7 separate regions of the Mus musculus genome follow, and all the other regions are linked to region 1. A link is a loop called in an ENCODE intact Hi-C map of the cell type or tissue named here. Cell type or tissue: left cerebral cortex. All regions are shown on one strand. Region 1 overlaps Cdh10 (cadherin 10). Region 2 has its middle 91 kb from the start of Gm35496. Region 3 has its middle 92 kb from the start of Gm35496. Region 4 has its middle 140 kb from the start of Gm35496. Region 5 overlaps Cdh10 (cadherin 10). Region 6 has its middle 370 kb from the start of Cdh9. Region 7 has its middle 31 kb from the start of 4921515E04Rik.

The links. A loop is a pair of places that touch in the nucleus more often than their neighbours do. Peaks named below come from ENCODE experiments on the same cell type or tissue, not always from the same donor. Only the 100,000 strongest peaks of a DNase experiment are listed, where the experiment ranks them.
Region 2: it touches region 1 in a loop (14-fold over the local background); 14 of 42 quality-filtered maps call a loop at or near these places.
Region 3: a loop joins it to region 1, with 4 times the contacts of the local background. A loop is called at or near these places in 3 of 42 quality-filtered maps.
Region 4: a loop joins it to region 1, with 6 times the contacts of the local background. A loop is called at or near these places in 6 of 42 quality-filtered maps.
Region 5: it touches region 1 in a loop (2.1-fold over the local background); 2 of 42 quality-filtered maps call a loop at or near these places.
Region 6: a loop joins it to region 1, with 4 times the contacts of the local background. A loop is called at or near these places in 5 of 42 quality-filtered maps.
Region 7: a loop joins it to region 1, with 5 times the contacts of the local background. A loop is called at or near these places in 5 of 42 quality-filtered maps.

What each region holds. Positions count from the first base shown.
Region 1 is chr15:18,819,351-18,823,350 of GRCm38, reverse strand. All of the region lies in intron 1 of Cdh10 (cadherin 10), which reads right to left. Among named protein-coding and RNA genes, the nearest start is that of C030047K22Rik, 2.4 kb to the right of the region's middle. In left cerebral cortex, a CTCF peak has its summit at 1,795 (motif pointing left); DNase peaks (open chromatin) are centred at 2,479, 2,930, 3,514, 3,790 and 3 more places; H3K4me3 peaks cover 4,000 bases; H3K27ac peaks cover 3,232 bases.
Region 2 is chr15:19,274,578-19,278,577 of GRCm38, reverse strand. No RefSeq gene overlaps it. Among named protein-coding and RNA genes, the nearest start is that of Gm35496, 91 kb to the right of the region's middle. In left cerebral cortex, a CTCF peak has its summit at 1,934 (motif pointing right); a DNase peak (open chromatin) is centred at 2,009; H3K4me3 peaks cover 386 bases; H3K27ac peaks cover 223 bases.
Region 3 is chr15:19,091,132-19,095,131 of GRCm38, reverse strand. No RefSeq gene overlaps it. Among named protein-coding and RNA genes, the nearest start is that of Gm35496, 92 kb to the left of the region's middle. In left cerebral cortex, no CTCF peak of the experiment used is centred here; DNase peaks (open chromatin) are centred at 549, 872 and 1,553; H3K27ac peaks cover 1,611 bases.
Region 4 is chr15:19,038,519-19,042,518 of GRCm38, reverse strand. No RefSeq gene overlaps it. Among named protein-coding and RNA genes, the nearest start is that of Gm35496, 140 kb to the left of the region's middle. In left cerebral cortex, a CTCF peak has its summit at 2,221 (motif pointing right); a DNase peak (open chromatin) is centred at 2,243.
Region 5 is chr15:18,983,189-18,987,188 of GRCm38, reverse strand. It overlaps Cdh10 (cadherin 10), which reads right to left. Exons shown (of 12, transcript NM_001316758.1): 6 at 1,936-2,123; 7 at 249-502. Among named protein-coding and RNA genes, the nearest start is that of C030047K22Rik, 170 kb to the right of the region's middle. In left cerebral cortex, no CTCF peak of the experiment used is centred here; no DNase peak of the experiment used is centred here.
Region 6 is chr15:17,096,994-17,100,993 of GRCm38, reverse strand. No RefSeq gene overlaps it. Among named protein-coding and RNA genes, the nearest start is that of Cdh9, 370 kb to the right of the region's middle. In left cerebral cortex, a CTCF peak has its summit at 1,844 (motif pointing left); DNase peaks (open chromatin) are centred at 71, 610 and 1,846.
Region 7 is chr15:18,398,290-18,402,289 of GRCm38, reverse strand. No RefSeq gene overlaps it. Among named protein-coding and RNA genes, the nearest start is that of 4921515E04Rik, 31 kb to the right of the region's middle. In left cerebral cortex, a CTCF peak has its summit at 2,389 (motif pointing left); a DNase peak (open chromatin) is centred at 2,334.

The DNA.
Region 1 (4,000 bases):
AGGGAAATGTTCTGCTAAATCTATGAAGACCAGCAATGCTCTGAAGTGTTTAGACTTGTCATCTACTGCTGAGTTTCCTGTTGAGAGACAAGGCTGTACTGCATCTTCCAGCCTACTGCTGCATCCTTTCCTGAAGCCTGAAATGTCCTTTAATGTTCATGTATAAAGACAGGCTAGAGATGCTGCTTTCTAAAATACATACATACATACATACATACATACATACATACATACATACATACATACAACTGAGCACTGAAATCACATGATGGTAAAGTGCTTTCCAGTGTTACTAACAAACTCCATCTCTAACCTGCAAACGATTCCCACAGGAAGGCATCTCACCCTCCCACAAGCAGGCATTATTTCTCAGGAACCTACCCCCTGAAATGATGTGGGCTAGGGTTTGACTGTCCTCCCTCATATTCAATGCACTGTTTTCTCTTTTTAAAATTCTGCTTCCCGAACAGTTAAGGCTTTAACAAAATGTACTTTGTAATAGAGAGGTTGATACATCACTCATTCAGCTACAGAGGAACAGCACAAAAGTCTGAAGGAATCTGTGAGAATAAATGACTTTCAAGATTAAAAACAAAATTACACAGAAGCCAGTCTTTCTCTGAGAAGTTGCACTGGTAATAAACAATGAGGCAAAGTTGTATTAAGAAATTACGTTTAAGAGCTGCCTGATTAATACTAACATCTCACTATTGGAACTTCCACAGAATTCTGTGGCTTTCAAGTGACAGACCTGATTCTTCTACTCTGTGTGGGTGAGGGTTAGCTGGACTGAACGGTGTCAGGAAAGGCTTGGCAAAAGCAGTATGTCCCTTCTGCCTCAGGCACCCACCCTTCGAGGAAAGACAACTGATTTGGAAAGGCTCAAGGTCTCAGAGCAAAATGTCAAGTAAAGAGTGAATGGAATCTATCAGAGTCAGAAATGAGGACCAGGGTGACCCCTAAGCAGACATCACCATCATAGAAACAGGAACTGCTTGTTGACAGAAATACAAAATCAAACAAACAAGCAAAAACAACAACAACAAAAAACCCCTGAGCATAATTTATTAATTTTAAAAGCAATAAATTATTAGAAGTACATTCTGTGAACATGACCCAAGTGCTGTCCAGACAAACACAGAGAGATATTTCCGTCCTATATAGTGCAGGTTATTGTCTAGATGAAGTCACTGTCTTGACTGTTGTGTAAATCAATATAGAGTTTCCTATGTCAACTTTCAATTTTGTATTTTTAATAATCTTTCTCTTATTCACTTTTTCACAATAGTCACTCTACGTGGTACTTGAAGCAATATTTGTCAACTTCATCACTGTGAGAACCAATAGGTAATCCTTCTTGTTTTTGAACTTCAGTCCACTTTGTTACAATCAAACGCACATTTGCTCTTTATGAGAAACGACGTTTTTTGACAATATTGTAAATTAATCACAAAGCAGTTAGCAAAATTAAGATAGAAACTGAGAAATAAAATAGTTTAAATAAACCACCTATAATTGCCAATTTAAAAAAAAAAGTATTTCTGTTTCTCTATTTGTACTTCCTACTATTCTGTAGCTACTTGTAATGTGACATCAGCAGGGTGTGATGTGTATGGTACAAATATTGCTCTGGAAGACCGAGGTCTAGACAAGGGAAGCTGAGTTTATACCGTTGATCTGTATCAATTGCCTCCTGTACCTTCTGAAGACTCCTAAGAACACTTAGCATGCTTCACAGCTGCTGAATCAGCATGCTCAGTCCAACGCTGTGCCTGTGCTGCCGCCTAGTGGAGACATGTGGTATAAAATGACATACTCCGGGAGGATGTGGTGTCGGATCTCCTACTGCAAAGTAGGTTAAGAGACACAGGAAACAGCTATGTGACAAGAAATCTGCCAGATCTGTACACTTTGCCGTCTCTATTTGTGTATATGAGAAAGCAGGTAATAATCAAAAACTTCACCTTTTAGTCCGGTCAGGATTCACGTCTTTCACAACCTTTGCACTGTCACGTATTACAGTCCTAGCTAGGGAAACTATTTATTTATTTATTTATTTATTTATTTATTTATTTATTTATATGTTTCTCATATTCCATGAACTCCCTTAATAATGTGCCAGGTTGCCAGAGCTGTATATCTTTCTAGACAGAAAATCTTTTTTTTTTTTTTTTTCACCAAGAATATCTCAGTGTAGATTTTTAAAAAAAATTCTCACAGTAAAGCTCTGCATCCCAAGTGCACACAGCATAGTGCCTCTTAGTGAACAGTGATTTTTTTTTTTTATAAAGATCAAAGCGCCTCACCTGGAGCATTAATCAAGCACCTGGTAATTTAACCATTAATTTCATCTATGCAGAGGTAGATTGGTTCACACAGTTTCCATTTGGTTTTCTCAATTCCCTAACCGCCCCCCCCCCAACCACACACACATACACACTCCCCAACCCCCCAACATCACAATGTATGTCATTCCATTCTTTGGAGTCAGAGAAATGTAATCAGCTCTGAAGTCAATTTGTTAACAGTGAGTATTTGAAACCAAAGAAGTGTCTGGTTTAAGGCAGGCAGACAGTGAGTCAGACTTTAAAAACATAGTCAAAAAAAAAAAAAAAAAAAAAAGTAACAGCAAAAGGAAGCAATCCTTTACCTTTTTACCCTTGGGATGTTTTGCAATTGATGTTCCCCTCGGCCACATACACAGGCTGTGCACATCTGCTCACTTTTTCAATCCATTCACTCCTCTCTGGCCAAATAAACCAGTATTTCCTCTTGCTCTGCACACGGAATACATATGTGCCCCATTTACCAGCCCAGGGAGCAGATTACCCATGCAACTTATCATGTGCCCATCTCTCTAGAACACGGGCTCTCTCTTCCTTTCCCTTCCTCTCTGTAACTAAAAATGAACATGCAGCTCTGTCAATGACATAATGTTTTCATGAAAGTTCCACTAATTAAAAATCCTCACCATACCAGACCTAAAAAATGAGCACCCTCTTGCCAAGTGTTATTCACCACAGTGAAGCTCTTGTAACTACGTTTTAAAAGAAAGGCAGGGGGGGGTGTTGAGAAGGGAGAGAGTCTCCTAACATATGCATTGAAGTATAACAGTTGTCAGCATCACAGGGACAGATTATTTTTAAAATAGATCTTACAAGAGAAAAAAAAATTAGATATATTTTTTTAAAGGAAGCATCTCCAAAGAGTAGCAATGCATGTGCCGCTTTGGATAATAGGAGCTTTTACTGGAATGAAGGACCACAATTGTAGGAAATAGATCGGCTTTCCTTTTTTTTTTTCTTTTTTCTTTTTGAAAGCAAGAGATGATAGGTCAGTTTTAAATGTTTGTCTTTGATTATACCTATAGCCTCTCCCCTGTACATGGGAAAGAGGTACTTGGTTTTTATTGTGGTGGCATGGAAACATTTGCCGACTACTGCTTTGGCCCATACTTACAGTGCTATAATAGTTACTTGTTGAGGACATCCATTTAGACATGCCAACATGCTGCATTAATTTAACACCACATAAAATATGGATTTTATTGCAGCAGAGACAATAAATGCTGCAACTGCTGACTGCATGCATTTAATCCCCCCCCCCTTTTAAATTTTACCCCCTGATACTTCCTACTCATACAAAAGGTGAGCATAGGAATTATATCCATCCTGTTTCTGATGAATGTCAATCGACTGTCTTCCTGTAGATGTGACCACTCACAGCTTCAAGGCATCTGTCCTCTGGCTGTCATTTCTCTCTATACTGAATGCATAACGAACTATGACCAGGGATAAGTGAGGAGTGAACCCGTTCATATGGAATGCAAAGTAATGTTAGCTGAAGCTAGAGTTCACAGCAAACAGTGCTACCTGCTAAGCTGCTATCCGAGACAGAGGTAAACAGGAACGAGCAAGACTAATGACACTCCGTAAACATTTTCAGCAATTGTTCAGAATGAATGAATTCGAAAACTCCACTAGCAAGACCCCACACTGTT
Region 2 (4,000 bases), 460 kb before region 1:
ACTCAATTATTCAACCTTTACAGACTAAAGACTAATAACACCAATTTTATTTTATTTCATTTCTAATAAATTTGACAGTATAGATAAGGTGAACATGTGACATAAATATAATTTTGTTGATTTTCTTTTTAGTGAAAGCTATACAAATTTTCTACATACCCATTAGAAATGCATGCATATGTTGGAAAAAGTAAAGATGACGAGAGTAAAAGAGTGAACAAGGAGAGAGATGGGTAGATATAAATAAACAAAATACACTAGTGTGAAATAAATCGAAGTTGTGGTAAAATCAAGAGCTATGCCAAGGGTTGTGAATGATGGTCCTCTATCCCAACAAATGAAGGAGAAGGAGGAGGAGGAGGAGGAGGAAGAAGGTCAGAGAGAGAGAGAGAGAGAGAGAGAGAGAGAGAGAGAGAGAGAGAGAGAAAAGAATATTATCATGATTGCAAATAATTTCAGTCAACACTACCTTATATTTACACCTGATGTTTTTATGCTTTTTTTTCTTTCTTAAACTTTATTTTATTTTAATCATGTATATGAGTGTGTGTGTCTGTGTGTGGATTCATCCATATAAGGGCAGACATCCATGGAAGCCAGAAGTGTTAGATCACTGTGGATCTGGAGTTAACTGATGTTAGTGGTCCTCATGAATATGAGGCTTCAAAGATTCGAAAACATGCCTTCTCTTGAACAGTATGAGCTCTTAACCCCTGAGACATCTCAAGTCCTATTTTACAACCTCATCTGAAACAAATTTCCTTGAAGAAAGAGAAGGGAAAAATGAATGCCAAAACCTACTTTTGGTATCATGGAATGGTTTGGGGATGTCGATAGTTGCAAGCTGGTTAAAACTAAGCATTAGAAGAAAACATCAAGAAGATTAAGAATCAAGTTTAGGGTCTTGTGTGAACCTACCAGAGTTTGATGATTGGTCAACAATTGTCCTGGACCATTCAGCCCACACAGAGTAGAAGCCGCAGGTTAGATTGGCCTAAAATGTACTGCTTGAGTTCAGTAGCTGAGGAGACTTATGTTATCGAGCATACCAAGTAACCCATAAAGGAGAGGACTGCCAGGACTGAGGACGGGAGAAGAGGAATACAAAGTTAGAGGGCCACATCATGGAGAGAAAGCAGAGGCGAGGTAGAATTTTACGAAGGACACAGGGTAGAAAATCTCCACCTCCTTCAGCATTCTCATGGTACCAAGCTTAATAGACCTTCGATCTTGTTTCTTCATCCACTGTCCTCAAACTTTCTGATTTTCTCATAACAGGAAAAATAAAAGTATCTTAAATGTACTACTTGTATTGACAAGTCATATTCATGAGATCCATATTTCCACTAAGATTATGATGACAGTAAAGGAGACTGACATTTGAATAGCTCGTCACCTCAGAGCTAATGATTAGTGAGAAAAGATGATTAAATTATGGTCTTAACTATGAAAGTCTTAGCCAATTTCTCATTCTCGCATTTGTTTTTGTGGAATTTATTTATTTATTCATTCACTTTGCATTACAGTGGAGCACAGTGGGTGTATTTATAGACGATATATATATATATAATTTGTTTTACTTTTTCCCCAAAATGGTTGTTTTATTTATTATTTCACTTTGAGACTTTTATAAATTTGCAATGGCAATGAAGAACTAAAACAATCTAGGTCAAATATCACATTTATTGTACTGGAAGATGTAACTGAGAATAATATATAAAACTTTAAACCATAAAAATGCTTATGTCTTATTCATGCACAGTTTAGTTAGAAACTATATACACCTTCATGTTTTAGAATTTTAAAGCAGACTGTAAAGTGTTTTACAACAGCGTTCACATGCAACTCTGAATATCATTTGGAACTTTGACCAAAGAAAGCAACGACCAGCAGCAGTTCATGAGCCGCTCTAAGCTCCTGAAATCCAGAAGATGGTGCTGTTTCCATTTCTACTGCAGTTTGCAACTGCACAGAAACAATTTATTTTCAGTTCGGCTATTGATGGCTGTGAATTATTGACCGTACCTTCGCAATAGGAACAGTTAATGCAGCTTTGCTCTTGAGGGTTTCACATTTACAAATAATTTGCATAACATTTCCACACACCGGGTATTAGAAAATGTACTGCATCACAAGCCATCTCACATTAATGGACCCTGATCAGTTGCAGCCAACCCAGTTATCTTTTGCAAGGAGTACTCTTAAATGTGAAAATGCATATTAGATAAAAGACCTATTTAATTTTCTGGTTACTTATACGGCTATTAAAATGCAACATGCAGACCATTAAAGTGGTGATGATCCTTATTTAATGGAATGTGAATTTATTCTTCCAAACGCTGAGCAGTTTTATAGTGACATGTTAATTATGCACTAGCCAGGCACAAAAGATTTCAGCCAGTTAACACAGATAAATGGGGTACGTGGTATCTATAAAGTATCAAGCCTATTCCACTTCATGCAGACTTTATTAATGAATCCTTCATAACATCTTACAACTGTCTAGGATACTGCTGACAAGAGGAACACTTTGAAAAGTTCCTCCATGTACCTTTGCCAAGCATTGTCCTTGTAATGCTCACAGACTGTGCTGTCATTATCATATCCTCCCTCAAAGAAAAGTAAAATAAAAAGGGCAACTAGAAATGTTCAAGTATACCTACCAACAAATCAACACAGAGTAAATAGGTGAAAATAGATCTAAAAATGTTTGTATATTTCTAGCATGGATGACAACTTCGCTTCTTTCATACTGAACTAGTGAGACCCTAAATTAAATTAGCCAATTTTTTTCCTTAAAAATAAGAATACAGGTGCCTTTGTAAAGTCAGCCTTTTAACCTATATAAGAATTTTAATAAATTAGGCTTAAACAGTATGATTAAAATATGACATAGGCACTTTTTTTTTTTTTTGGTAAAAGAAAGCATGGACCAAAATACAGAAAAATCTGAGAAAAGAGAAAGCCACAGAATTATTATTTGTGCTGGAGTCTGTGTGTGCTGTACAGATGGATCACAGATGCCCAAATAAAGGGATGGACAACAATTAATTGCATTGTTCCTTAGTGAGCAGGCACCTATAAACAATAGTACATAACACATGTTGCTTTTTAAGGGGTGAAAATTATCCTCTGGAATTCCAGAATGGAGGTTTCAAAGACAAAACAGGTGATTATCTATCAGTCATTAGTGGGTACTTTTGTATTTGTTGCTCTTGTATCTTTTAAATGTCTTTCCTGAGGCTAGCTAAGGAGAAAAAAAAGCTTAATTAGATACTGTCAGTTGAGACTTGGAACAAACTTTTTTTTCTAGAAACTTTGAAGAATATAAAAAGTTCAGATCTCTGTCAAAACTTAGACTGTAAAAGAAAGGAACATAATAGATAGATGCCTCAGTCTCACTCAACTATGGATAATATAGTGAAGTTAGCAACAAATTCATTAAATAAACCAGGAAAGGACATAGCACGTTTATGAATATGATGTCTTTTAAACTTACATAGCACAGGTTTTTAGTGGGATATATGCTCTTCACAAATGACTGTTCCCCCCAAGCTACACGAACTTAATTCAATAATTAGTTACCTCATTTCATTTTCCTGCATCCCTTTCCCAAAAGTACTTCTAACACTTTATTTGCCTGCAGCCAAAATCTAAGGAGGATCATTGCAGCTGGTTCTTCTGATGATGGCAATTTAGGGGAATAGTCAGTGCTTCTGGAAATATAATTGTGTTTCTTTGTGTTCTTGGATAAGGTCTTTGGTGAACTAATTTGCAGTTGTAATGCAATGCCTTTTCTTTTTTTTTTTTTTTGAAAGAAAGATATTTATTTTTTATTTTTTATTTTTTTTTATAATTGGTACATTTTACTTCCCCAAACCGTAAACATAATCACCACACTGTACCACTTTTCCAGGATCTTTTTCAAATGTGCATATAACTGTTTATGCAAAAATCACAAATCAAATAATTCAAGATAGTATACTTTGAGAGGTATCAG
Region 3 (4,000 bases), 270 kb before region 1:
AGAATTGAGGTATGATAATTCCCCACTCTCTAGTCATTATATAAAGGCTGAAAAGGTCATTGGGAATGTCTACACGTTCACAATGATAACACAAATACTTAATTTTTCCTCTTCCAGTATTATTTTTGCTCAATTGATGGCCTTTCTGTGTTAATATTTTTTATTTGGTTTTACTTGTTTTGTTTATTTCATTTATTCATTTATGACTGCTCTGCTTCATGTATACCTGCATGCTGGGAGAGGATGTCAGATCTCTTTATAGATGGCCATGAACTACCATGTGAGTGCAGGGAATTGAACTCAAGGACTTCTGGAAGAGCAGCCAGTGCTCTGAACTACTGAGCTATCTCTCCAGTTCCCCGATCTGTGTTCTTTCTCTTGTCTATCTTCTTCCTTTGGCATTCAAATATTGCAAACATTCAGTGTTCATTGTTATCACTTTTCTCTATATGGGGTATTCGTGGGTAAGGTTCCTACTCCTTTAAATACAGAGAGCAGCTGCCACTCCTGAGGTAGTGGGCTGTGTCCAAACAAGCAGAGGGCAAAGCAGGAAAAGATGAGACAACCTTCCTTTGTTCTTAGCGGGATTCTCTCCTGCCTGAAAACATTCCAGTTACGGCTCTTCCAGGGACAACACTTAGCAAAATAGGTATCTAGTGGTACCAATAAAAACAAGATCAGCATTTTTGAGTATCCGATATATGTCGGGACAAGAAAACTCAAGTAAGTAAAAAATTTCAAACCTCTATTTCAACCTTGGATGAAAATTTTTGAAGAAAGAAGCAGCAGCCACCTACTACTGTGCCGTGTAGATAAAGCACAGCATTATATTTCCAGAACAGCCTACTTAAGAACCACCCCCATACGCACATCCCACACCCATCTCAGCAAGAACAGTTGGTTCTTCAAAGCTCAGAAACGACCTGAGGCTCCCTTCCCCCTGAAAAGACCAGAACCTACCTTCAGATGTTGAGCTAGTTGTACTGATCAAACTAGGTTAACTGGTCATAAAGGATGCTGGATGAAATTACTTTTGTATTGAGCAAACTGGGCTAACTGTTAACATAGAATGCTGGATTAAATTGCCCCCGTATCACTGAAATTGCCTACATTAACATAAAGTTAGTAAGACATAGGGATTTAAAGGAAAACACATATACATTCCCCAATCGAATTCATGTCTTTCTTCATATGTATACCTAACAGACTTACTCTGATAGCCTCATCCCTCCTTTAACCCCATCAACTCCCAACTCCAAACAAGTTGGTTCCTTTCTGTCACCTAATATACAATGGTTCTTTCCAAACATGGCCACAGTTCTGACTCCAGCTGGTTTTGTGAGCCAATGTTGATAACAACAATCACAAAAGAACTTAAGTGAAAAAAAAAAAACCCTTTCAAATTAGACCCTGGTCATAACCAAGGGGTTAGGAGATTGAACGTGTTCAGCTGGGAAAAAAAAAAAGTGTTCAAATTGAAGTCAGAGTCAGGAAAAATAAAGCAAAGGGGTTGCAGTTTCCAAGGAAACATACAAGTAGAAAAGAGAAAACCAGACATCTGTCCCTCCATCACTTACATCAGTGTGGAAAAAGGGCCTCGGGTTCGTAAGGTGGACAGGAAGGTGAAAGGAAGCATGCTACTCCTTACAGCCCAGCCAAGCAGGCTGTCAGTAGGCAATGGGGAGGAAGCTTCACTAAGTTCACTCAACAGGCTGTATGCTTTCGTATGTGCAGGCATGTACATAATTTGGTGATATGCATCACAACTTGGAAAACAGACATGTGACTATCAAATATAAAGTTCTTATTTATAGAAACACCTAACAGTGCCAAAAACATCAGTCACCCTCCTTTATCAACAAATTCTATGCAGTCATTCAAATATTATATTTTTATGAGAGAGCAGGTAAATTCTAAAATATATCACTTTAGAGAACTTTAAAAACTTTCAGTGTTTAGGAACTGGAGAGAAAAAAAAAACGCTGGAATGCTTTTTTAAAGGAATTTTTGGACGGTAATACAAAGACAGTTTCTTGAGGCCAAAGAATATATGATGAAATAAACTGACCAGAATCTAGAGACTAGTAGTCAGGGAACCCTTCATAAGTCATTGGTTCATGTGTTCATATTCTAATATTCTAATTTAGAACCTACGCTCTGTTCGTTCATAATACATCATTCATACTGGACAAAAATTAATGTTTAGTTTCCATGTGCTCATTTTGTCCTTAATTCCCACTTGTAATTCCCTAATAAAACCAAGGCTAGAATGTGAAAGTTTGCTTTTAATTAACTGAAACATCTCCATATTGATTTCTATAGTGGCTGTACTGGTAATGCTAACAGTGAGTATATTTTCCTCTCTTCTACACTTTGGAATGTTTTTTTCTTAATTGACTTTTTTCTTTTTTCTTTTTTTTCTTTTCTTTTCTTTTTTTCTTTTAGTAATGGCTATTTGTTGTTCTATTTGTTTCTTGTTTTGTTTTGGTTTTTTGGGTTTTTTGTTTTTTGTTTTTGTTTTTGTTTTTGCTTTTTTTTTTTTTTTGTTTTTTTGGTTGGTTGGTTGGTTTGGATTGGATTTGTATTTTTTTTAAATATATGTCTTTTTTTAGTACTGGCTATTTGCTGTTCTATTTGTTCTTTTTGCTTTGTTTTGCTTTTTTTTTGCTTTTTGTTTTTTGTTTTTGCTTTTGCTTTTTGGTGTTGTTTTTTTGTTTGTTTGATTGGTTGGTTTGGCTTGGATTTTATTTTCCAAATAAAATAAAATAAAATAAAAATAATCTTCAAAGACATCTTTCTTTAGATTAGGTACATTTTCTTCTATACTTTTGTTAAAAATATTTATTGTGGTTTTGACCTTGGTTTTTTCTCCTTTATCCATACCTATGAATTAAAGGTGTGGTCTTTTCATCTTGACCCAGATTTCCAGTATGATTTGTGCCTGTATATTAAATTATTTGTGTGTTTGTTTATTTATTTGTCTATAGATTTAATACGTTCTTCAACTGAGCAATCACTGTTCTGCCATCTTATCTTCAAGACCTGAAAGTCTCTCCCTCATGTCTTTTTATCTGCTGGTAAAGCTTACCTTTGATTTTGTTATTTTGTTTTCCCGAGCTTTTCATTTTGAGTTTTATTTCAGTTTGGCTTTTATTTGCTAACTGTATTTCTTTATTAAACTTTACTTTCACATACTGAATTGTTTCATTTCTTTCACTCAACTACTTATTTGTTTTTATGTGTGTGTGTGCTTGCTTGTTTGGTTGTTTTTACAGTCTTCCTTTAGGTATTTATTCTTATTTTCTTAAAGATCTTTGGACACACTCATAAATACTATTAGTTATAATTGTTCTCCAGTAAATATTTTTTCTATTCATAATTGCTATTGCTTAGTCTTTGTCTTGTAGTTCGGCTACTTTTATGAATTGCGTTAGAGTTGCTGTCTTCTAAAGCAGACACAATGTCTTTGTTGTTCATATTTGTGATTTTGCACTAGTGTCTATGCATCTGGAGGTCTGGAGTTATGATATTTGTGAAGTTTCAATACATGCCTTTGTTGGATGGGTGTGGTCCCATGTCTGCTTTTCTCCCTCTGGGTAGCCAGACCCATTGCACACAGGACTTAGTTGGAGGGAGGGAAACTAGGCTGAGTTAGGTGGGTGCAGGCAAGATCATGGTCATCAGTGATTGTGTGGGTAAAGAGCACACACCCACCCAGGATACAGCTTCAGAGAACTGGTTCAGTTTATTGGGAGGAGGGACAAACCTTTGAGGGGTGAGTAGATAGTATACATCATTGCACAGGGCCAGGATTCTGGCGATCACTCATTTGAACAAAGATGCATTCCAGGTGCTGCTGGACATGACCTTTAAGGGGAAAGGAAGTTTAACCTGGCTACTAGCTTTGTGATCTCCTCTGGTAAGGCAAGGTTGGGGGGTACAGGACTTTGTGCACCAGGATATACAGGCTCCTGGGCAGGAGGGGAGCTATTCTCAGGGT
Region 4 (4,000 bases), 220 kb before region 1:
TAAATACAACTCTGTCATTAGACTCAGTTGTATCCCTCAATGTGTCTAGTATTGACTTTATATAATCTTTATGTCTTTATGTGATTAGGCAGGTTTTTTTTAAAAACACATCCATAATGTAAATAATGATTATGGGGTATTTGAAAGAAATTCCAAAACAAATAACCAAAGAAAGAAATAGAACTTTTATTTATTATAATAACAAAATAATCTTTTTATATTTTTTCTTTTTACAAGAAAAAATAGATATCATTTCCTCCTTCTTGGCATCTAATCCATGTGTTCCTTCCATCTGTTTCTTTCATACAGGAAAACCAAGTGGCTATCTAATTTTATTTTTATATGACAATCTGACATTTTGAGAAAATTTAAACTCTATAACTGTGAAGTTGATATAAATCCTAATCATTAAACTAATATTTAAATGATGGTTGTAGTGAGAATTTTGGTTTCTTAAAAAAAAAACACAAAAATATTCTAAGAATATGTTTTTGTTTTAATTTCCGGTGTGGGATATCAGGATGCTTCAGATTTCCCTAGGCAGCTATTTATGATTTGCCTCATGCTCTAGCAGGGGCATGATTTTGCCCACACCATATAGTTTGTGTGACATTTAGAATTCTGTGTACTTTGCAGAAGGTATATAAATGTTAAGGCCCCAAGAGCTGGAGGGCAGATTGTTAATAGTTAGTTACTGTTGGTTACTGTTGGTTGTGCTTTTAAAGTAGTAGTGCACAAAGAGGAAGAACAAGTTAGATATCCTGACAGTGAAGACCAAACATGCCCCAAGAAACTCTATACCCCTAAACAGCAAAAAGTAGTTTTTATCTCTTTTCTAGTGTTAGGGTTTTTGAAGGGGTGGAAAGGTATTGAAGTAGGGCAGAAAAAACCAAACCAAACCAAAGCAAAACCACAAAATAGGCAAAGTCTGGTTGCAGATTGTAACTTGGAAGTTGATGCTTTCATCAAATGATAAAGCACACGAATTTGTATTTTAGTGTGAAGGGAAATCAATTCCCCATAAATCTGATTTATATGTTTATTTCTAATACTCTAGTGTTTCATCCATGTCATAGAATCACACATCAGGAAGTTTATCATTTCTCAGAAACACACTAGCATACATTCAACTTACTATTAGAGTGCTCTTATTACTTATGCTTGCATCTGTACACATTTTTTAAGACTATGAAGAATGGATAGCCATAGAATTTGAACAACAGAGATAAACTTAGTTATATATATTGATTTATTTTCTATTAGGATACTTTAGTTTGGATAGTGTTGACAGAGAAAATTTTAAAAAAGGAGTTGAATGCCCAACAACTTGAAAAAAAAAAGCCAAAAACAAACAGTCTATGCTTGGTCCCCAAATGGAACATTATAAACATAAACCACAAAAGCTTGTCAAACACTACTAAAAGAATAAGCAAAAATATTCCTACAGTTAAAGGTTCAAGGAGAATACTGCAAACTACCTTCTGATGTGGCTTGTCTCTTCTGCCCATGAACTTACAGCAACTTGTACAAGACATTGGAAAGAGTCAGCCATTAAAACAGCATGGTTGGGAGAGGCTGAGGATCCTCCATGCCTGACTAAGTAGTTTCTGGCAATTGGTGACTGCTAGGGGAAGAGTTTCTTCAGCAGTGTGTCTCCCAGTCGATTGTCCATGAGTCAGTGGAAGCCTTTGCACTCATGCTTATATGGGCAGCACTAATTGTACTTAATTAGATAATTTTAAAAACTAGAGAATAAATACATAGGAGTGAGTACCCCACTTGGGGATGCATCCCATATACAATCACCCACCAGACACTTATTTGGATGCCAACGAGTGCTTACTGAGAGAAGCCTGATATAGCTGTTTCCAGAAAGGCTCCACCAGTGCCTGACAAATGCAGAAGTGGATCTTCGCAGCCTACCATTGGACTGAGCACAGGGTCCCCAATGAAGGAGTTAGAGAAAGGACCCAATGAAGTGGTTTGCAGCCCCCTAGGAGAAACAACAATATGAACCACCAGTAGCTCCCAGGGACTAAATCACCAACCAAAGAGTACACATGGAGGGACCCATGTTTCAGGTGTTTACCTTAGAAGCTGCTAAAGCATCCACCACTTCCTTCTACCTGAGAGACATTTTAAGATGTTTATATTTTGTGGGGACTGATCTCTTCCTTCATCTCCCTCTATGTTTTGTAATGTAACTTAGCAAGCAAGTATTTAGTGAGTGCCCACTAGATGTCAGACAATCTCTTAAGAATTTCAGAAGAGCAATCTCCTGAATCTTCACATATGTTGAGAAGAAACTGGCAAGGAAGACTTCAGGATAGCAAAGAGATAACATTTTACTACGAACTTAAAAAATTTTGAAGTGGCCAGCTTCTATATACACCCTTTTTAGAGCTATGTTATTGCTTTGACTATAAGTGCTCATTATTTCTTAAAGATTCCACATAATAGATTAGTTTAGTGAGATGACTTTTGTTGTTAGCAATTATACATTGCTGAATCTATAGCTTCTAGTGGCTAGACAATTACTCTTCACCTAAGTCACCTATCAGGCTAGGTACTTGTTTTACAATCACATTTATAAGATATATCACATTATTAACACAAAACAACATATTTTAAACAAGTTTATAAGCAATTACTCCCTCACTCATTCTTAAACTACTGAGTGTCTTCCATATAACCAGTCCTATCTTCTCTTCTGTAGGTAAAATGGTGCATATTCCAAAAAATATTACACTTGGAATTAGAGAATTTGGTATCAGAAATGAGTACTGAAATGTGACCTCTGCATATTCATTTAGTCAGCACAGTCAAAATTTAAGCTTCAGTATAAAAGTTAATATTACTTTGTTGTGCATTCAGATAGTAGTTTCACATACAAATGTCCGTTAAGAGCTCCGGGGTACTGGTTAGTTCAAAATGTTGTTCCACCTATAGGGTTGCAGATCCCTTTAGCTCCTTGGGTACTTCCTCTAGCTCCTCCATTGGGAGCCCTGTGATCAATCCAATAGCTGACTGTGAGCATCCACTTCTGTGTTTGCTAGGCCCCGGCATAGTCTCACAAGAGACAGCTACATCTGGGTCCTTTCGATAAAATCTTGCTAGTGTATGCAATGGTGTCAGCGTTTGGAAGCTGATTATGGGATGGATCCCTGAATATGGTCCATCCTTTAGTCTCAGCTCCAAACTTTGTCTCTGTAACTCCTTCCATGGGTGTTTTGTTCCCAAATCTAAGAAGGGGCATAGTGTCCACACTTCAGTCTTCATTCTTCTTGAGTTTCATGTGTTTAGCAAATTGTATCTTATATCTTGGTTATCCTAGGTTCTGGGCTAATATCCACTTATCAGTGAGTACATATTGTGTGAGTTCCTTTGTGAATTTGTTACCTCACTCAGGATGATACCCTCCAGGTCCATCCATTTGGCTAGGAATTTCATAAATTCATTCTTTTTAATAGCTGAGTAGTACTCCATTGTGTAAATGTACCACATTTTCTGTATCCATTCCTCTGTTGAGGGGCATCTGGGTTCTTTCCAGCTTCTGGCTATTATAAATAAGGCTGCTATGAACATAGTGGAGCATGTGTCCTTCTTACCGGTTGGGACATCGTCTGGATATATGCCCAGGAGAGGTATTGCTGGATCCTCCGGTAGTACTATGTCCAATTTTCTGAGGAACCGCCAGACTGATTTCCAGAGTGGTTGTACAAGCCTGCAATCCCACCAACAATGGAGGACTGTTCCTCTTTCTCCACATCCTCACCAGCATCTGCTGTCACCTGAATTTTTGATCTTAGCCATTCTGACTGGTGTGAGGTGGAATCTCAGGGTTGTTTTGATTTGCATTTCCCTAATGATTAAGGATGTTGAACATTTTTTCAGGTGCTTCTCTGCCATTCGGTATTCCTCAGGTGAGAGTTCTTTGTTCAGTTCTGAGCCCCATTTTTAATGGGGTTATTTGATTTTCTGAAGTCCACCTTCTTGAGTT
Region 5 (4,000 bases), 160 kb before region 1:
TCGTCAGCATTTTAATGACTCAAAACACATGACACAAGCCATTAATATAATGGAAAAGGCAAAACCTAGAAAACCATAAAGCTGGAATATGTGTTGCCCATGACACTCAATGAAAACATCCCCTCAACTATGTGAACACCAAAATTAGGTAGAATTTACCGAGAAACTCTTGTAAGCACTGAGAATTTCTTGGTCCCTCTCTGCCTTTCAACTCTGTTTCTTTTAATCTTAAATGTTGGCTGAAGTACCTGATGGGACTGGATGTAGAATCAGGATCTCTTGCCATTACAGTACCAATGATTGTGCCTACTTCAATATCCTCATGAACCTCAAACAGATAGGAGGATCGACTGAAAACAGGAGGCTCGTCCACGTCTTCTATGGAGATTTTCACAATTGTAGTATCTTTGAATGGCCCTAGATAATAAAAACGTGGATCCACATGGGTGTTTTCTGCCTCCACCTTCAGAGTATATAGTCTTCGGTTCTCATAGTCAAGTGGCTGTATGAAGGCAAAAATCATTAGTTAGATTTGGGGCAATGGGATGTCTGCCATTCCCAAGTTACATCAGGACTTAAAGATCCTGAAAGTTGTTCATTATAAAAAAAAAATATTTAAAAATTTGACTCGATAAGTCAAGGTGCCAAATGCTTTAGAACATAGAAAAATAATTAGATTATTGCAGAAATTTGGATGAATATTAAATTTATCTCATAAGGGTAGTAATTTCATCTAAAAATGGGTTGATAAGTTGTAAGCTTCTGTGTATACATGTATTTGATGACATACAGGTTATGACTCAACTTTTTAAGGCAATAATTACTAAATTTTAAAAATATGGAACGTTCAAAAAATATGTCAAAATATTTCCACCAGTGTAATGGATTCATGGAACTATGAAGTCTTATGGGATTTCAAACTCTAATAAAACTACAGCAGTTATAAGGCACATTCAAGATAAACAAAATACTATAAAAGGAGGGAAGAAAGAGTTATATTAGCTTCATGAGAATACAATTTCATGATGTATTATAAAGCAAAGGAATGTTTGTAATTGAGATAATTTAGATATCACAGATATTAAACATAATTTCTTGACCTATAAACATTGCACAAAACATTCCTTGCTTAGTTTTTTCTACATTGTTTTTTCACACAAGGAAATCAAAGATTCTGTGTGGATTATTGCTACCCGCTGGTTAGTTATTGCTACTTCCTATTTATGATAAAAGTGACTCTTTAGCATTGCTAGTCACTTGGAATAATAATTGGTTGTGTGTCCTTTGCCTTCAATATCATCCCAGAATAATTGTATTGGTTACCAATATCTCAGTGGTTACTCTTCTCATGATATTTCTTTTGGATCTAAATAGAAATTTGCCTTATTTTTCTTGTAATGATGGAGCCAATTGAAAAAAAAAAACCTGGCTACCTCTAAATTCTATCACTGAGCATATGTTAGCAGTAGATTTAATTTATATAGCAGAAGGGGAAATGTGAACAATTAAATTATGTTCCAATCCATTCTGTCTCTTTTTATTAGCAACTCTAATTATTGGCTCATGCATCTGGATAGCATGCTATTTTTATGCCCCCGACTGTGATGATATATTGCCATTATTAGTTATTAACTGCTCTTTAAGAAAACATTGTTTTTACCGTGGGGTTTAATAACATGGCTAAAAAATATAATTACACATATATTAACTTGCCTGTTTTCTTTTTCAAATCTCAGGTTTCATGTTACAAATAAGGGCATATATTCAGAATGTCTAACGAGCTCTCATACTAGAGCCTTCTCATTTACGTGTAATGTAAAACCCAACTGATCACGCCCGTGGAGTTTCCTTTCGTAGCTAATGTGGGAGCAAATAGCACACAAGGAAATGTCTACTCCCTTGACAGAGATACTGGTTTTTGGTGAATCTGAACACCTTTTTCACAGTGATGATGCCTTCCTGTGTGTCCTTCTCAGTTATAATGTCAAACATATCCGTGCCATCTCCATCAATAATGCGGTAATCCACTTCAGCATTTTTCCCCGTGTCAGCATCAGTGGCTTTTACACTTCCCACAGCTGTGCCAACTGGAGAGGATTCAAGAACTCTGAGATGGATGGTGTCTGGACAGAACAAAGAAAATGTATAAATGTTAATATGCATATCCATATCTGTGTGTGTATATATATATATTACTGCATTACCATATGTGCACATATATGTACACATACACATATGTATACACATGTATGTATGTGTATGTATACATATATGCATACATAAGAATTTTTAGAGAATATTCAAAGTAAAGTACATGTAAAATGATATTGTATAATTTATGCTCTATGTTAGATGTTGATAAACTAGTACTTTGAGTGCACGTATGAAAACTAGGAGAAAAATGTGGGTCTTTGTGGATACTGTCCTGTATATGACATTCTTAATAGTACCAACTGCTAATAGTATCAGGATTTCTGAATTTGAAAATTAAATTATTTTATTTCACTAGTGTCTGGGTCCCGAAGGGCACCTGCATGTGTTTACATAATCAGAACCAATCACCTGATGCAGAGTGAATATTTGCACTTAATATTTTCCCAGGCTATGTGAAGTTATTTACATCTCCTCCTTTAGCTGGAGATCAAAACAGTTCAGAACGGCACGGAACCAGTCACAATGTATAGGGATCTCATTTGTATTCGTGACAACAAAAATAACGCACGGTCTCTGTTGGAAATAAAAGGATGCCCTTCACAGAGTATATAAACTAGATTCTGAAAAAAAGCCTCGTTCCTTGTGGAGTAAAACATGGGTATATCTAAGTCCTTGGCGTACCTGCAGACATTTCCAACATGAACCTCCCCTACCACTAATGTGATTTATATTTTAACACCTGGTAGTGAACTGTAATTTCTGATGGGTTAATCAGCTGCAAGCACACTTCTGCTGATAGCACCCACGTGGATGGAGCTTAATTCTCTTTAGTATACAAAATGAGGTGCAGACCATCCTGGTATTGCCTTAGTATTTCTTTCTCGGGGTCCTTTACCTTTACTTCTAGTTTTACTTCTGTGAAAGATCTGTAGTAAAGAACGACTTAAATATTTTTTCTGGATAAAAAAATTTCTAGGTCATTTTTTTATATTTCTCTCATATTAACTTGTATATGATAAATTATTTCCCCATTATCCTCCAATATTATCATTGAGGTCACCAAATTTAAAAAAAGAAAAATGTCCTTGAAATGTGGTCTTGCAGGGGCCTTGTAATTCTATAAGAGGGGCCTCAGCACAAGTGACATTTTTTGTGGTCTTTTTTTCAAACTTTATTATTTTTTTTTATTCACATTACATCCCAATTACAACCCGGCCTCCTCTCCTCTCAGTCCCGCCCTTACAAATCCCTCATCCTATTACTGGCATTCCCTTCTCCTCACAGAAGGGAAAGCCCACTAGGTTATCACCCCATCCTGGGTACATTTAAGCACGACTAAGCACCTTCTCTCTGACTGATGTCTAGTCAAGTAGTCCAGGTAGGGGAAGAGGAACCTACGGCAGGCAACAGAGACAGCCTTCCTCCCAGCCTACTTCACGGGAACCCACATAAAGACCAAGCGGTACATTTGCTACAAATGTATGGGGACCTTGGTCTAGCCTGTGCATTGGCTTTGGTTGGTGGTTCAGTCTCTTGAAGCCCCCATGGGCTCAGATTAGCTGACTGTGTAAGTCTTTCTGTGGTATCCTTGACCCCTCTTGCTCAGTTGGCTTGCTCACGTTGGATCTTGGCTTGCTCAGTTCTATCTCCCTGTTTTTCACCCAAACTCCTTGAGCTCCTTCTGATGTTTGTCTATGGGTCTCTGTATCTGTTTCCATTGCCTAATGGTTGAAGCCTCTCAGGAGACAGTTATGCTAGGTTCCTGTCTACAACCATGGCAGAGTGTTATTAATATTGTCAGGGGTTGGCTCTCTTCCCATGAGATGGGTCTTAATTTGGGCCAGTC
Region 6 (4,000 bases), 1.7 Mb after region 1:
TAGCTACATACATATTACATCTAAGTTTCTATGTCACTTTCAGCTCTCCATGGGTATGCTAGTGTGGGTGCAGATTTCATTTCTGCAGAGTTAGTAGGACAAGTGGCTTTTGTAACCTGGTATCCTGTTTGAAATTATAATTATGGATCCATATTCATTGCATTCATTTTAGTTCAGCTAAAAATACAATAGTTATTGTTGCTTTCTTTTCTACAAGCTAAGGATGTGGGAAGTTAAAGTGTGCTTAAAAAAAATCAGACAAAATGATACACAGAATGATAAAGGAAAACCAAAGTGCTTTTGCGATTTTGAAGATGCCATTTCTGTCTTTTATAGAGGTAAGATTAGGATTACCAAATAGCAGACTACAATGTTTCCTTTTTCAAGTAGAAGTAAGTCTGTCACTGTACTTCATCCACAGATGAGTTATTTCCAATGTATTTTCTTGTCCCTGCTAAGAATCCTAGATCAAATGTCCTCTTCTGGGTACTTGAGCATACCACTTTCTGTCAAGCTTCTCTCTGTATGCTGCTGTACAATCCATTTGTGACAATGGAAAAGACCACTGTGATACATTTTATCTCTTCCGTTCCGGGAAATCTTCAATCGTACAGAAAACAAGAACATAAATTCTAACCATAAAGTAAATGAACATACTGAGAACCGAGACGCGTTGGACCACAATACATCTGCTGCAGAGGAGAGTCCGGCCTTGTAGAACACTTTCCCATCCCTGGCCTAATGCTCAGCATTGGTTCATGAGTGCAGCTTTTCTAGGTGTAAATTATTAGTTCTAGTAACCGAATTAGAAAATTTTCTTTTCTTTTTCTTACCCTGCATATTAGTAGAACAAAGATATGTGATTCTTAATATAATGGACCTGTCTTTGATATGCATAACATTGGTCCCATCAATTCCGGTATGAGAAAAACAAAGGAAGAGAGATGGAAGAAAGAAAGAAAGAAAGAAAGAAAGAAAGAAAGAAAGAAAGAAAGAAAGAAAGAAAGGAATATAAACTCTGCTAATGTCTTAACAGATACTTATGCTCTCTGCTTTCCTACATACTTCTGTTTTAAATGTTTATATTTCAAATTTCTTTTCAAAAATAAGAAATTTATTGTTTCTATTTAATAATTATTCAGATAAAGTAAAATCTTACAGTGGACATAATAATAAGAATTGTTGAGTATCAACACCTTTCTAGCATACAAAAAGCCTTTGGTCCAGTTCTCAGTACAATTAAAATAACAAAAAATTTACAAACTGCTATGAAGTATAAAATGTAGATTAAGAATTGGTGAAATATTTCATCTTTTCAAATAAGAAAAATTTAGTGTTATACTTAAATATGTTAACCTTATATAGAAAGTTACCAAAATTTTTAAATTATTTAAATCTATGAATGTTAAGCAGATTTATAAGCAAATTTTAAATTCATATTTTTAAGTTTCCATTTCTTTTTTTCATCTAACTATAATCTTAACTATTAATTTTCATGTTTTAACAAGTTCTTGGCTCTAAAACTAATGCAATGAATTTGTTCATGATTTGGTATGTTATCTTTCATAATACATTTATAAGACTTTTCTTTTCATCCCAGCTATAGAGGAGAAATTTCTAATTTCTATAGTTTCAAAAAATATTTGGTAAAACTGTCAAATGAGCAGGATGTCTTGTCTAATTATAGTGTGATATCTAAGGTGCATCTTTAGCAGAGAAAGGCATAAAACAAACTCATTATAATGAGTAATGTCTAAATACCAATATAGAAAAACCCGAGACAATTCAGTAAAGTGCAGTGAAATCTCCTGACTCTGAGGAGGGAAGGATCACTACTGCCCCCCAGTGCCTGTCGGGAGAGTGCCACCGTCGGAGCCTCTTGGGAACAGAAGGAAACAGAAACAAAGGGATGTGGCTAATTCACAATCAGAATCCATTTATCTAATAATGTCCAAGTATCATCTAGGTTGGGTGACTGCTTACCTCTTGTTTTAATACAAGGCCAACATTCAGAGTCAGTTTAGATTTTAGAAATACAGTGACATCAAATTGGCCACTTAAAATTTACCCGTGTATGTTTGTCTACAATGGTAATTGAGGGAAGTAATACTGAAAGGAAAGATAAAACTATATTCAAGTCACAGTAAACATAGGTAGCTTAATGTTTAACCCTCTGAAAATTATGAATTTACAAGAAACTCATATTTAATAATATAAAACTTCCTAACTCGAATATAAAACAATATGTTAACATTTAAACTTTTCTCTTTTATAAAGTAGAAAATCATGCTTACATTATAAATATTCAGGAAATTATTTTCTCTTTAAAATATTTATTATAAAGATAGATTGTATAGTACTGAGCATGTTGCCTTGTATATCATTGTTTATTCCTCCAAATTCCAATATATGTATAGTATCAATTTTCATTTCAAATGATTTATATTGGAATTTCATAAACAGATATTGTTAGAGAGCAAAAGTCTAAGGATTTTATGACTCCTCTGACTGCTACCAGGAGCTTGGTAACTATCTCAATGGGAGTTTTTCCTCCTTTGGACTGAATTTAATTTAGTTTTAAACATTAGAATTTTAGGAGTTAACTTAAAGCTGCAGCTATGACTAAGATAGAGAGATCAATTTATTGAGACCAACCTGGGTTGCAGTTAAATACTCCTAGTCATGTATGAACTCCTATGTTCAGCACAAAATGAAGGAAAAAAAATGCTTGTTGAAAAGGCACCATCGGTCAGGAAAGGGTGTCATTTAGCTACAAATCTGTGACTTCCCATAAGAAGTGTTAAATGTCAGACAGGGCTTGGTGTTTGACTAAAGCTCCTTGCAATCCCATCTCTGACACAGCATTATGACAACAAAGTAGAACACCTAGCACAATACTGATAAAGATGAGGAAAAGAATGTCCTTCCATGGTTAGAGTCTGAATAAAACAAATAAAATTGAGGAAAATAGTATTCAACTGAAGTAATTGCATGTACATCTCTCCTTGGAAACAAAACTCTAGAAAAATATTCTACAAATCCTGAAGAACTCATGAAGACATTATGAACTGTTATTTACAGCAATGTCTTCATAAAGTTTGAAGATATAATATTTACAATAATAAAACAAAGTCTGAGAAAAATAGTATGAGAAATAAAAGTGTTTTATTTACTTCTCCTAATAACTCTTTTTTCCATTTCATTTTTATTAGATATTTTCTTCATTTACATTTCAAATGATATGCCAAAAGTCCCCTATACCCTCCCTCCCCGACCCTCTCCCCAGCAACCCCCCCCCCACACACACACACACACTCCTGCTTCCTGGCCTTGGCATTCCCTTGTACTGGGGCATATGATCTTCTCAAGACCAAGGGCCTCTCCTCCCATTGATGTCCTACTAGGCCATCCTCTGCTACATATGCAACTAGATACACAATTCTGGGGGGTACTGGTTAGTTCATATTGTTGATCCTCCTATAGAGTTGCAGACCCCTTTACCTCCTTGGGTACTTTCTCTAGCTCCTTCATTGGGCGCCCTGTATTTCATCTAATAGATGACTGTGAGCATCCACTTCTGTATTTGCCAGGCCCTGGAATAGCCTCACAAGAGATATAGCTATGCCCTAATAACTCTTACATATTTAATTAATATGTATTTATTTTCGTACAGAACATACATATTTAGTATGTTTGCATTGAAAATTAAAATTGAACAAAATTCAGTAAAGAAGAAATAAAATTACACTGGCAATTTAAAATAACAGTAGAGCGGAAATTATCATTCATTATTTAGATCACATTGGTCTGATGCTGTGCTTTTTACACAATAGGATTTAATACAAAATTCTTTACATTTAGCTTGACTGCTTATAGTAAAGATATTAATACTGCAATCTATGATATATACATTCAGCTCTCCATGTCTGTGGCTTCCACATCTATTTATTCATTCCAAAAGGTAACTATGGAAAGAATCTAAAGAACTGGAAAAGTATTT
Region 7 (4,000 bases), 420 kb after region 1:
TTTCTGAAGCAAATTCTTTTCAAAATCATCACAGTCAATTAACCAGAATCTTACCCTCACCTAATGTCTCTGCCACCCTCCAAGCCAACCATTCATTGAAACAGTTGATCAATGACTTCATGGATAGACCATCTTAATACACACACCATTTCTTAAATGAATGTAACCTTTTCCCTGTGGGCTGAGAATTAAGTCACTTAAGTGAAATAGCTTTGACCATAACAGGAAATATGCATCCAAATAATTGTGCCTACAATTCATTCCTTGGCACAGCAGGACTGTCAACTCTTAGCTTAGCTACTATGGAGGTAAAATCTTTTGGTAATGTGAGGGACATTGAATTACAGCCTTATTACAATCAACACCAATGTCTAAAAATTGTTCTCTTTTGGGGGTTGTACCACAGTGAGAGCCAAGATTTCCAAGCTCTACTAAAAAACAAACAAACAAACAAACAAACAAGCAAACAGAAAGATTTTATCAATTAATGTTCATTTAATAACATATCCAACGTTTTTATGATTGGTATAAAATATATATTGTGATGAATATAATAAAAAAATTAGTTCAACTAAAAAAACCAAGCAAAGAAAGAAACAAATAAAACCCATAAGGAAACAAACTCTCTCTCCTCTCTCTCTCACTCTCTCTCTCTCTCTCTCTCTCTCTCTCTCTCTCTCTCTCTGTGTGTGTGTGTGTGTGTGTGTGTGTGTGTGTGCATGCATGTGTGTTGTTTGAGGGGTTCCTTTAAATTTTAGAGAGCTCAGAAACTTATTTATTGCAGAGTTAGCCCAACATATAGTATTTATAAAAACATTTTGTTGCTTTTACATCTTTTAAAGAACACCTTAATATTTTAACTTGAAACAGTGAACTTTCAGTTGAGTGTGAGGTTAGAAATTATTCTATAGCTTGAATGTATTTAATAAATATAAAATACATTCAACAAACACCACTGAGAATATCTTTCTTATGCTGCTACATTTTTGGTGATTTCTGATTGGTCTGAGTGAATGTGCCAATCTTTCCTCCAACCAATGGCTACTTCTCTGCATTCTTTCTGGGTCAATGATTACAGGAGTCCCTCTTACTCATCTTTATACCAGTGTTTGCACTTTCTTGTGACTGTAGGATCCTCAGGACAAATCTACAGTCTCATACAGTGTTGTTTTTCAAATATCTCCCCAATTATTAATGTGTTTGCAGAAGAAGCTTTATCTTTTTTTCATTTTCTTGTCTGCACTACCTACTTGTGTGATTGTACAATAATGCCCCAGCTTTATGCAAGGAATAAATGAGTTGTTTTAAAGTTTTCTTATTTATATAACAAAAATCTAGTAGAGATATCCAGGTGCCTCTTATTTAAAATGCAGCATTTTAAAGACCTAACAAATACTCCCATATTTGCTATTATGACTGATTAAGTGTGCTCTACAGTGCATAATGAAATTACTCTCTTTGTATTGAGAGTGATTCTGTTGCAGTATTGAAAAAAATATCAATTAGATACTAATTAGTCCTGCTCTCTGCTTGTGGAAGGTTTGAGGTGAATGGGTGTGGAAGAGAATGGGAGCAATAATTAAGGAAACATTTAGGCAATTCAAACCTTGTGCTCCTTACAGATAAAAATGCAAATCAAGTTTGCAGTAGAACCTCCATACAGACAACCAGGGCAGATGCTAATGAATCTAACATGATTGTCATGAGTAGTTTAGTTTGAAAACCATTGATTTCTTTTCAAAGAGAGCAGTGAAACACAAAGTTGTTTTGCTGCACCCAAGCTGAAACACTAAAGGCTGCTAATGTGCTTTGTAATACATTGCGAGAAAGATGATTAGTAGGAAGCCCAGCAGTTTTGATGAATTGATTTTGTCAGACACGGGGGTCCTGACTTATTTGACAGAAGGTGCTGTGCATAGATCAGTACAGGAAAGTGAGAGATAGCAGTGATTTTGTTATATAATAGTGCAATAATACAGCATTTGCAAGGTTTGAAAGTGCGAGTGAGAAACAATAAAAGTGAAGAATTTCACAGTTAAGGAGGAAACATACCAATGTGCCCTTTAGCACCAAGTCACAACTCAGAATTAAGGGACTCATCATTCAGGGTGAATAGTGTGGCTGCTTGCTTAAAGACATAGACGGCACCAATAGTCAAGTCTTTTATTTTCATTTCTGTTCTCCCTTTTTTACACTTAAGAATTCACCAAGCTTCATTATAATACCAGCACAGCAAACATACTTTAACTTTATTACTTTTAGTTCCACACTAAATAATCTGTGTTGCCAACCAATATCCAATGTTGTGGGATGCAAGCCTCCAGAGCTCCTCTGTGTATAAATCCCTGATACTCCACATCTTCAGATTAGTTTCCTATCTTCTACAATGGCACCCTCTACTGGATTAATCTCTTGTTTATAAATAATCCTGAGAGCATTCATAAGGGAGTCGAAATCTTGCCATTGTAGCTTCCTTTCCCTTCTTTATGTCTAATTTTTGACTAACTCATTATTCTCATAGTCCAACCCAAACCCCATGTCTTATAAGAATAACGTTTTTACTGAATGATTCTAAGTGTCAAACTTGTCCAAGCCCTGATGCATGTTGATATTGTAAAGTCTAAAAATCCCCGAGAAGGTCATAATTCACATTATACCCATTTTTCAGATGAGAAAGTTCAGATATACAGTTTATTATGTAATCTTCTCTACATCCAGGAAACAGCAGGGGATTTAGTTATTTCCAAAAGCTCAGCTATTTAAAAACAACTCTTATTTTTGTCTTTCTTACAATTTATTATCTCTCACAGCATTTAGTTTTCTAAAGCTCTGTTATTTTCATGTGAAGTATGAAAGAAAAATGACTTTCCATTTGAAAATACTAATAAAATATTAGTACATTCTGCTATACTGTAATCATTTCTTGTTAAAAAAAAAAAACTATGATGATTCCGAAATATATCATATTTGATCTGAAATAAAAGCTAACTAAGAACATAATAAAACTGATTAAGAAAAAAATGTAGGTCTATTTCTATAAATATAAGAGATAATATCCAGAAAGATAGTTTTATTGTGTTTCTACAATAGAATTCTTTGTGCCAATGACATCAGGGACACCTGATGAAATTACAACTTTTGAGAAAGTGATTAGTGAGACAAAGAGTGAAATGAAGGAAAACAGCTGCTGAAAGCACCACATGCAGTTAGAATTATTTATTAAACACTGATGTCATGCAAGCTCTCCTAGGAAAGTCTTGTGAAATGCTCAAAGGCCTGTGATGACCAGGGCTTGCTGTGAATTTGTCAAAGAAAAGGAAAGAGACATTTTAGCAATGGAAAAAAAAATAGAGTAGACACAGAAAAAGCCCCATCAATGCCCATTTACAGAAAACAATGGATGAAATGGAAGTGGACAGGAAAAGTGTAAAGGGGCCAGGGACTCAGTGATGTAGTTAAACAGGCCAAATAACTTTTGTGTCTGTGATTGCCTCTCTCATCCTATTACAAATATTTGAACACTTTCCTGGAACTTTGTCATTCAGTAGAACTGTATACAGAGAGGTATTTGTATTGGAATACGTTAAGTCACCCACATCTAAAATACCCATTGTGAAGAATTATGAGACTAGAAAGTTTACCACTTCTTTGTATGAAATCCTTAGCTATAACTGAGCACTGGCTATATAAGCAGAAGGAGAGGTCTTAAGACAGGAAAGGGAAGAAGAAGAAGGTATTCTATTTTATTCCTCTTGTCTCTTTCTTTCCCATGTAATTTACCAAATTGGTGGTGTTATTGGAAAAAGAAACTAGGCCAAGGCAGGGATGCAACTAAATCCCCAAGTTATAAAAATCCCTGTGATAAAAATGTTGAGGGTAATTAGAGGGAGTAAAAAATGTGAATGATGAGACTTCCTACCTCCAAGAAATAATAAAAAAAAAAATAGCAGAGAAAGACTTTTTAGGAAACAGAGAGAAAAGACTTTGGAGAGGGATTAGT